2 separate regions of the Homo sapiens genome follow, and region 2 is linked to region 1. A link is a contact called in ENCODE Hi-C or POLR2A ChIA-PET data. All regions are on one chromosome and are shown on one strand. The core of a region is the stretch at or near the end of the contact, and the rest is flanking DNA. Distances in the headings are between cores, read along the strand shown. Region 1 has its middle 19 kb from the start of MIR1587. Region 2 has its middle 33 kb from the start of MIR1587.

Evidence for each region. A loop is a pair of places that touch in the nucleus more often than their neighbours do. ChIA-PET counts read pairs that join two places held with the same protein, here RNA polymerase II (POLR2A). Pooled maps may share reads with other maps.
Region 2: a map of CD4-positive, alpha-beta memory T cell shows a loop between it and region 1 (3-fold over the local background). The contact joins two enhancer-like sites. A Hi-C loop is called at or near these places in 4 of 168 maps with a recorded cell type or tissue (CD4-positive, alpha-beta T cell, CD4-positive, alpha-beta memory T cell, Right ventricle myocardium inferior and 1 more), 10 of 37 single-sample maps with no recorded cell type and 14 of 50 pooled maps. POLR2A ChIA-PET finds 5 or more read pairs at or near these places in 10 of 52 experiments (A673, HepG2, T-cell and 6 more).

Annotation. Positions count from the first base shown.
Region 1 is chrX:39,816,212-39,820,763 of GRCh38, forward strand. No RefSeq gene overlaps it. Among named protein-coding and RNA genes, the nearest start is that of MIR1587, 19 kb to the right of the region's middle. RefSeq lists enhancers at 470-1,385, 1,386-2,303. Within about 2 kb of position 2,045, at least 5 of the 41 ENCODE cell types and tissues checked have a DNase peak (open chromatin) inside an H3K27ac peak, as active enhancers do.
Region 2 is chrX:39,868,024-39,872,791 of GRCh38, forward strand. No RefSeq gene overlaps it. Among named protein-coding and RNA genes, the nearest start is that of MIR1587, 33 kb to the left of the region's middle. Within about 2 kb of position 2,353, at least 2 of the 41 ENCODE cell types and tissues checked have a DNase peak (open chromatin) inside an H3K27ac peak, as active enhancers do.

The DNA.
Region 1 (4,552 bases), core at 795-3,294:
TCCCCAAGGATCAAGGATCAGCCTCCTGGGCACAGAAAGTGGATGGGGTGAGGGGAGGGCAAATAGATCTGCCCGGCCAATATGGTGCTGCCCCTACCAGTCTGCTGGCTTGAAGAGGATGTGCCAGAGACCACTCACCTGCATGGCTGGCCCAGTAGAACAAACCACAGGCTGGCTGTGGGCCTAGAGGCAGGCAGGCCAGCCGGAGCCTGGCAGAGATATACCAGAGTCAAAGGAGGGCCATCCAAGACCGTCCAGTTGACCTAAACGTGATGTGGAGAGGGATGTGTCTTAGCTACACCTATGTCCAGAATTAAGCCTCTGCACAGGTGTGGATTTTACCTCGAGGCTAATAAAGCTTAAAGTTCAGGGCCTTGACTCGCACAGTCCCCTTCCAAGGCCCTGGTAGGGTCCTAGCAGTTATCATTTGTACCTCTGCACTGTTTTTCTTCAAGAAGGCCCCAAAATTCACGTAACTTTTAGGCCCCCAAACTTGGATCTGACCCTGCAGCTGCATTAAGAAGAGATTGGGCTGCTATTCTGGTTTCTCCTTCCAGGGGGTAAGTTTATCCGCAGGGTACAGGAGGGCAGAAGGGACTGTACCTCCCCACAAGAGGGGTTTTGCCTCCGCTCTGCTTCTCTTGGAGGAGCATTTCCCAAGCTCCTCCTCCTCACCTCGTTCTGGGAGAGGGTTAATAGACGTGGGGGTAGGAGGCCTCTTGGGGCCAAATACTTCTGGAAAGATTGGCGGCCTCTCCACTGCCCCCCACCCACCAACCTCCGGAAGATTCACAATGTACATTAGCATAGTAAAGGCTCCAGATAAAGAAAACGTTTGGCTTTGTTTACTGTGGGGGTTGCCCATACTTCCTGGAGCTTAAGCTGAAAGCGAAAGGATGAGTAGGAGTCAGATAGTTGTAGGAGTCAGATAGTTTTAGGAGTCAGAGGGTTTTAGGCTTGAGGGTACAGCCCCAGCAAAAGCCTCGCAAAGCCCGGAGAACTGGAAGAAATTGCTGCTGGAAGGCAGAGTTTGAGGTGGTGGAGCCGGGAGGGATGGACTAGAGGAGCCCCCCAAGCAGGCCTTTCATCCTGAGGACACCGGGCGACAACGCGCTCAGAGCTCTGAATCAGAGCTTCCCTGAATCACAGGCAGAGCTCCCAGCTCTCTGAAGGCTTGGCATGCTGCTGTTTGCATCCTTCCATCTGTTAGCGATGTTTCAGGCTGGGCAGGCATTGTCCTCATAGAGTTTCTCCCCCATTGTCTCTGCCTCTGCTCACCCCAAAGCTGGCAGAACCACAGCGCCCAGTGGCCTCTGGCTGCAGAGGGCATGAGGACTTCAGGCTGGTTTCCCAGAAACAGGAGGGTTTGTAGATAACCCTGATACCCTATGACCAAAGGCACCGTTCCCAAAACCCCTGCCCATGGAGCTATAGCCTAGTGCTGCCAAGTAAAGTTTGGTTCTGGAAAAAACAATTAGCCTACAGGGGTAGCACTAGCTGTTTCTGAAGTTCTACAGCCCAGGCCACCACTGGGTGCTGGCCTCAGTCCCATGAACCTTCAGCCCTGCCAATGAGAAGAATTCACAGATTTATTGTCTTCTAGAAAGGTTGGGGGACACATTCCTCCATGCCACTCTCTGCTAGTTGAGGGCCTGTCCTTTTTCCCCAGGGAATAGTATCTCCCTGGCCAGAGAGCGAGCGGACCAGGCTTTGCTTTCCAGCCTCACATAACCACCCTCCCGATGCCAAATATGACACATTCTTCAAGCTAATGACCTCTGCCCCCACCTTAAAAATAACAGCCCTCCACTTCATCCATCTTTGGGCTGATGACTGCTTTTTCTCGAGCAGGCACGGACTCTAGCAGTTCCTTTGTTTTCCAGTGATGCTTTTTATCCTCCATCTGATTTCATGTCATCTGTGTCTGTGACTGAGCAGGGCTCCCCCGTCTCCTGGCTCGCCCCGCCCATGCACCTTTGGACGTGAGTCTGGAGAGCCTCTGATTCCATGTACAGATTTGCAGGGCTGGCATTTGCCTCTCACATTGGTGCTCAGAGTGGCCGTGTGAAAAGAGGGCGGTCTGGCCGTGGGACTGACTTCCCAGAGCAACAGGGCAAGCTGGTGAGTAAGAACCAGCCTTTTTGCTGGCAAGGGACCTGGGCAGAGATGGGCCCTAATATACCCAGGAGCAACTTGAAGAATAAATACAAGTCATGAGCAGCATTACTGCCAGAGTGTGACAGCTGGCCACCTAGCCCTAGATGGGTACAGGGGAGTGTGTAGAGCCTGGAACCTTCTGGAATGGGGTAAAGGAGTAGCTGAGGGCTCCTAGCTCCACCCTTGGCTCTTTACATGCTCCTGAACACACAAGGGTCCCGCCTAAAATACCGGAGGGCATGGGAGTCTACGTGTTAGTCCCTGTGGCAATTTGAGTCCTCCAGGTAGAGGACACCAAGAGAGAGTAAGTGTGAGAGATGTATTGGGGGAGATTTTTAAGAAGGATAAAGGGGGGGGGGGGACTTCAGACCGGGAGGCAGCTCTGACCCCTGCAGAAGGAGAGGGGAAGGAAGGAGGGGTGGGTAGGGAGAGCCTCAGCCGGCAGCGCAGCTCTGAGAAAGCCTCAGCCAGGCCGATGGGGAGCCCCAGAGCACAGACTGCCCATCAGAAACTTCCTGTGTCAGGCAGTAATGACCCAGCTCTAGTCCCCCTGCTATGCTCTGTCATCGGGCGGGAACAGCCTGGGGAGGGTGGCCTCAGCAAGAATGCTGCAGCAGATCCCGAAGGTGCCACAGCCAGAGGCTAGCAAACCATGACACTTCTTCCAGAAACTTTTCCGCTGAAGGGAGGTCTGGGCAGTGCCCTTGCATGGCTGCCACTGTCCTTTTGTGTGGGGGTAAGGGGGTATCAGTGAGGGGAACTCTGAACCCTGGTCTCATGACCTCAGTCAAGCTTTTCTCTGTTGTAGCTTCTTAGTGTGTGGATGAGGGGAATGAACTATACCACATCAGTCCCCATCTCTATGGGGATGCTTGACACCCTGGATTCTGGTTATTTCAGTCTTTGAGCTCCTAGAAGGTAGACATGGAATCAAAAAAGATACCGAAGGGCCTCCACCACCAGAGACAGACACATTGCAGTTGGAAAGGGTCCAGAGTCCTTTTCCACTTGCAAGTACAGAAGGGATGTGGGCCTGGCCCAAGACCACTGAGCTATCCAGTCATTGATTCCATTATTCCACAAAGATGTGGTAGCCACCTACTCCGTGCAGATGGCTACTGTGTGCCCAAGGGGGCCATGGGTCTCCTGAGGACCAGACGGGCTTCAGCAGGAAGACCTTGCTGCCCATCTCTCCCACCCAGCCTTGGTGATTCTCAAAACCGAGGGGCAATATTCCAGATCAACCCCACTTGGTCCTGAGGAAGAGAGAAATGGTCAGGGGCGGAGGGTGGGGGAGGTCTCAGGACAAATAATATAATCCCAGTGACTCCCCCGACACTTCCCCTGCACTATCACCTCACAAATACGTGCATTCACACGTGCACACACGCACAACCACACAGCCATCTTTGGCATCATTAATAATTTATCTTTGAAGAAGCCTGTACAGTTTACAAATATTAAAGCATTATCTCACTATTTTAATCACAACGACTGCTTTGGGGTATTCTCGTTCTTTCTGATAATGAAGCTAGGCTCCGAGATCAAACTTCAACAAGGTCAAAGGGATGGCAGGTGGTTCTTAACCTTTGGGACTGTCTCAGATCCCTTTAAGAACTCTCCCCTCGGAAAAATGCATCTACCCAGAATTTTGCCCACTCTTTCAGGGGTTTGCAGTCCCTACTTCAAGCCCTTGCAGGGCTCCGCCTCCCCACCCCAGTCCCGGTGCGGCTGAGTTGGACCCGGCGGCCGCAGGATAAAATCCAGAGAGGAGTCCGTGTGACGGCGCAGCAGGATTAAGAAATCTCCCAGACCAGGATGGGCACAGAAATGGTTAAGGGGGTGGAGGGTTTTGTTTTTCACCTCTGAGGACTCTGTTATGGGTCATTAAGAACACAAGACCGAACGAGCATTCCATTTGCTGGGCCTGCCTCTAGCGCACAGCTCTGCTTCCCGACAAGATAAGTTCTGTGCAGGAAGGAAATCCTGGGCCCAGGGAGGCAGATGGGAAATCACCCCAGATAAGGCGGCTGCTCCGAGTGCTGGAGTCACACAGGGCCTTTCTGCTGCAAGAATGGCACTGCCGAGAGTCTGCGTTTCTTGCCAGCTGAGGAGGAGGAGGCTCTTCGGAGGCGTCTCCTAACACATTGCTGTTCTAGGCAGCTCTGCAAGGGGAACCCCCCAACGGGGGTGCAGCACCGTGCCTCCAAGTGAAGGAGAGGCCCTCGGGTTCCCGGAGTCTGGAGAGGTGGCCTCCAGCGGTGCCCCGGCCGCCTCCGGCTAGGCCCGCACACAGTTTACCCCCACCCAGGCCTCCTGGCACCCCCGCCCCGCATCCACCACCCAGGTGGTACCTGTGCCCGCGCAGGTGAGGAAAAAGGCCTGTGGAAAACAT
Region 2 (4,768 bases), core at 1,103-3,602, 52 kb after region 1:
AGTATACACTGTGAGGAGATGGCAAGGGTTTAATTCTTAGAGACAGTGAGAAGCAAGTGACCAAAAGGAACTTCAGGATGAAGATGACTTTTCAGTATCTAAGAGGGCTTTGCTGGTGAAGCCCCTGCAGTTAAGGTGTCAGCTATGGGATAACCGGGGGTGGGGGTAGGAGAGACCCCCTCACCATGGCATCCTGCTGGGAGCATAGCCGGTCTGTGTGAGGAGCAGAGTCAGCCTCCCAGGAAAGGGCAAAGAAAGGTGGGGTTCATGGTCACTTTTGAAAACCAGCTTCCCAGGGCTTTGCCTGTAACAAAGTATCATGCACTGGGGGGCTTAAACAATGGAATTTTATCTTCTCACAGTTCTGGAGGCTGGAAGTCTGAGATCAAGGTGCCAGCAGGGTTGGTTCCTTCTGAGGCCTCTCTCTTTGGCTTGTAGATGGCTGTCTTCTGGCTGTATATCTTCACAGTCTTCCCTCTGTATGTGTCTGTGTCCTAATTTCCTCTTCTTATAAAGACACCAGCCATATTGGATTAGGGCTTACCCATATGACCTCATTTTAACTTAATTACCGCTTTAAAGACCCCATTTCCAAATACTGTCACATTCTGGGGCACTGAGGGGTTAGGACTTCAACATATGTTCTGAATTGCATACCCTGAAAATTCCTTTGTTGAAGTTTTTGCTTCCACAATTACAACCTATTCAAACTGCAATCGATATAGTGCTGGGACTGGGAGAAGCTGCAGGGTTGCAGATCACACATAAAAAGGTCCTCGTCTACCCCAACCCCAGGCTTCTTTCTGCCTAAATTCTCCTCAGCATCCAAGTCTTGCCTCTGCAAGAAGCCCTCCCTGTCCCCTGAACTCACATGGAGTTTTCCCTTTGTCAAATTTCACAAGGAAGGATCGTTCAAGTCATGCTTTCTGCATCCTGAGTGTAAATCATAAATTCGCTTTTTTTTTTTTTTTTCGAGACAGTGTCTTTCTCTGTTGACCAGGCTGGAGTATAATGACACATTCACACCTCATGGCAGCCTTGACCTCCTGGGCTCAAGTGATCCTCCTGCCTCAGCCTCCTTTCTGAGTAAGATCTTTAAGAATAAGCCACCCCCATCCTAACACACACACACGCACACACACACACACACACACACACAAGTGGCCAGTATCTATTTCCTCCCTCTCCCAGCCAGGCAGTTTAGGGAGTTGGAGTTGGCTGCACATCCAGCTCTAGGGATCAACCAGATTGGCTTAATTCAAAAGGGAAGATACACATGACCAAATTGGTCCAATCAGAGTGAATATCAGGATTCTTGATGGGAATGCTGGAACACAGGGTCTCTCTTCTGGGCTGGGTTTGGTTGTACAGCATGTGAGTTCTAGAGTAGAGCAGCTACAATTGGGTGGGCAGGTGGCAGGAATGGGGGCTGGAAGTTCCAGGAATCTGGATGGGGTTGGGGGGTGGGGGCAGGGAACCACTACTGTGTGTAACCATGAAACCCATCCAGAGGAAACAGAGCAGATAATGGGTGCTGGTGGCATCATTTAAGCCCTAGATGAAGCCATACCTGAAGTAGGTTACCTCTGGACCATTCAGTAACATAAACCAATCAATTTCCCCTTTTGCTAATATTGAATTGGGTTGGGTTCACAATGGAAAAATCACTAAATGATATAATTTCTTTGGGATCCTCCAAAGAGCCTAACCCCAGGATAGTGTGGACACTCAATAAATACAAGTATGCACCACATAATGACGTACCAGTCAACAACATATTGTATATACGACAGTGGTCCCGTAATATTATAATACTGTATTTTTACTGTAACTTTTCTATGTGTAGAGATGTTTAGATACACAAATACCACTGTATAACAATTACCTGCAGTATTCAGTACAGTACATGCTGTACAGGTTTGTAGCCTAGGAACAACAGGCTATACCATGTAGCCTAAGTGTGTAGTAAGCTATACCACATAGGCTCGTAGAAATATATGCTATGATGTTCATACAATGACGAAATCCCCTAACCAAACATTTTTCAGAACATATCCCCTTCATTAAGTGACACATGACTGTACTAGAGCATTACAAAGCCTCAATCTATGAAGGCTTTGTAGATAAGAAAACTGTGACCAGGGGTAAAGGGATTTACCAAGTCTCAGGAGCCAGTTAGTGGCAGAGCCTGGATGACAGCCTAGATCTCCAATCTAGTGCCATTCCCACTGCACTGGAAGGGATGAGGGCCACTGTTCCTCCTCCCTTGATCCGCCAACCTAGTCCCTGCAGGAGAGGGAGGAGCTGAGAAAGCCAGTGTGAAGCCACAGCACCCTCAACCCCCCAGATAGGAAGACTTGGTTGCAAGCCAGGAGGCCAGAGGAGAGGCGAGGCAGGAAATTGAGTGGCTCCACGTCAACCACACGTTCTGAGTCACCTGGGGGCTGTCAGTAAGAAGATAGTGCAAAGATGGTGAGCAGCTGCCAACCCAGGCAGCAGGCATGTCGGTGTCCTCAGGACCCCAGAGGGCCCCATTGCAGGCTCTAGGGAGACCTCTACCCTCAAGAAGGCTATCTCCGAAGGGGCGCGGTGGCTCATGCCTGTAATCCCAGCACTTTGGGAGGCCAAGGTGGGCGGATCACGAGGTCAGGAGATCGAGACTATCCTGGCTAACATGGTGATACCCCGTCCCTACTAAAAATACAAAAAATTAGCCGGGCATGGTGGCGGGCGCCTGTAGTCCCAGCTAGTCGGGAGGCTGAGGCAGGAGAATGGTGTGAACCTGGGAGGCGGAGCTTGCAGTGAGCTGAGATCGTGCCACTGCACTCCAGCCTGGGCAACAGAGCGAGAATGAAACTCCGTCTCAAAAAAAAAAAAAAAAAAAAAAAAGAAGGCTGTCTCCAAGTGGGGTGGTGGGCTTAGCAGGCTCCAGAAGGGGCAGAAATGTGTGTCGGGGCAGAGTCACGTGTCTGGCAGCTGGGCTGTGAAGACTGGCAGGGGTGGGGAGTGGATTGTGCAGAATAGAATATCTGGGATACCTTGGGCATCTCTCTCCAACATGGCAGCTTCAGGGTAGCCAAATTCTTAAATGGCAGCTCAGTGCTTCAAAGACATGTGGGAGGGAGGGAGAGAGGGAGAGAGGGAGAGAGGGCGAGGGGGAGAAGGAGTGAGAGAGAGAGAGAGGTGAAAGCCATATCACCTTTTCCAACCTGGCCTCACAGCATCACCTCTGGTTCATTCAATTCATTGGAAATGTCTGGTCCATATTCAGAGGAGAATTAGGCTCCACCTGGTTGGGAGGACTGTCAAAGAAAGTCTAGATATGGTATTTTATTTGTTGTTGTTTGAGACAGGATCCTGCTCTGTCATCCAGGCCGGAATGCAGTGGTGTGACCATGGTTCACTGTATCCTCGACCTCCTGGGCTCAAAAGATCCTCCTACCTCAGCCTCCCTAGTAGCTTGGACCACAGGCATGTGCCATCGCACCTGGCTTATTTTTTTTTAGAGATGGAGTCTCTCGCTAATGTTGCCCAGGCTGGTCTTGAACCCCTGGGCTCAAAGGATCCTCCCACCTTGGCCTCCCAAACTGCTGGGATTACAGGTATGAGCCACTGCACGTAGCTGAGACATGGTTTTCAACCATGTTAGAAGCCATACCTGGCAGACAACAAGGAGCCGGTGTCCCTAACCCTGTACAATGCCAGCGCTTCCTGGCACTGCCTAAATCTGGACCTTCTGAACACGAGGGATAAAGTGAATGCTATCTTGGACATACCAATGTCATGTGGGGTTTTTTGGTTACTCTCAGCCAAAGCTAATCCTAGCTGATACTGAGCACATGAACTGCCACGTCCTATTCCCGGCACGGAGCAAGCTCTCAAGCCAAAACTTGCTAAGTGAGAGTGGGTGGGCTGATGGAAGGAGGGAGGGAAGGAAAATGCAGCAGTGAACACACTGGACTACAGATCTCAAATACGCTGTTCCATTGGCCAGTAGATTCACTTGTATTTGTTACGCTGTATCCCAATATCTATTTGTTAAAGTGAAAAAACATGCAAAGAAAACCTTAAGTTAACATATAAGGAAGTAGAGGCCAAACAGTAAGTACCTGTGGATGGAATGGATGAATAAATGAGCAATTACAGGACATAAACAGGCAAGGGAAGGTCCCCAAAGCAAAGGCTTTCAGATTAGTCAAGGTGCCCAGGCTGGCTCAAGGCCACATTATGAAAAAGTCCTTTGTCCTAGAAGCCTCTTCTTTTACCTCTCTCTTCCTACTCCACTTTCTCATTCTTCTCTTGCTTTTCCCCCTCCTCTTTCCCTCTTTCTCCTTCTGTTCTTTTTTTTTTTTTTTTTTTTTTTTTTTGAGACAGGATCTCACTCTGTTGCCCAGGCTGGAGTGCTGTGGCACGATCTTGGCTCACTGCAGCCTCTGCCTCCCGGGTCCAAGTGATTCTCCCACCTCAGCCTCCCAAGTAGCTGGGATTACAGGCACACCCCACTACACCTGGCTAATTTTCTATATTTTTAGTAGAGACGAGGTTTCACCGTGTCAGCCAGGCTGGTCTCAAACTCCTGACCTCAGGTGATCCACCTGCCTCGGCCTTCCAAAGTGCTGGGATTACAGGTATGAGCCACCGCGCCCGGCCTTCCTCTTTTTCGTCTTCCCCCTTCTTCTTCTCTTTCTCCTCCTTTCTCTTCCCCCCTTCCTCTCTCCCTCCTCTTTTCCCTTCTTTGTCCTCCTTCTCCCTCTTCTCCTTCCCCCAC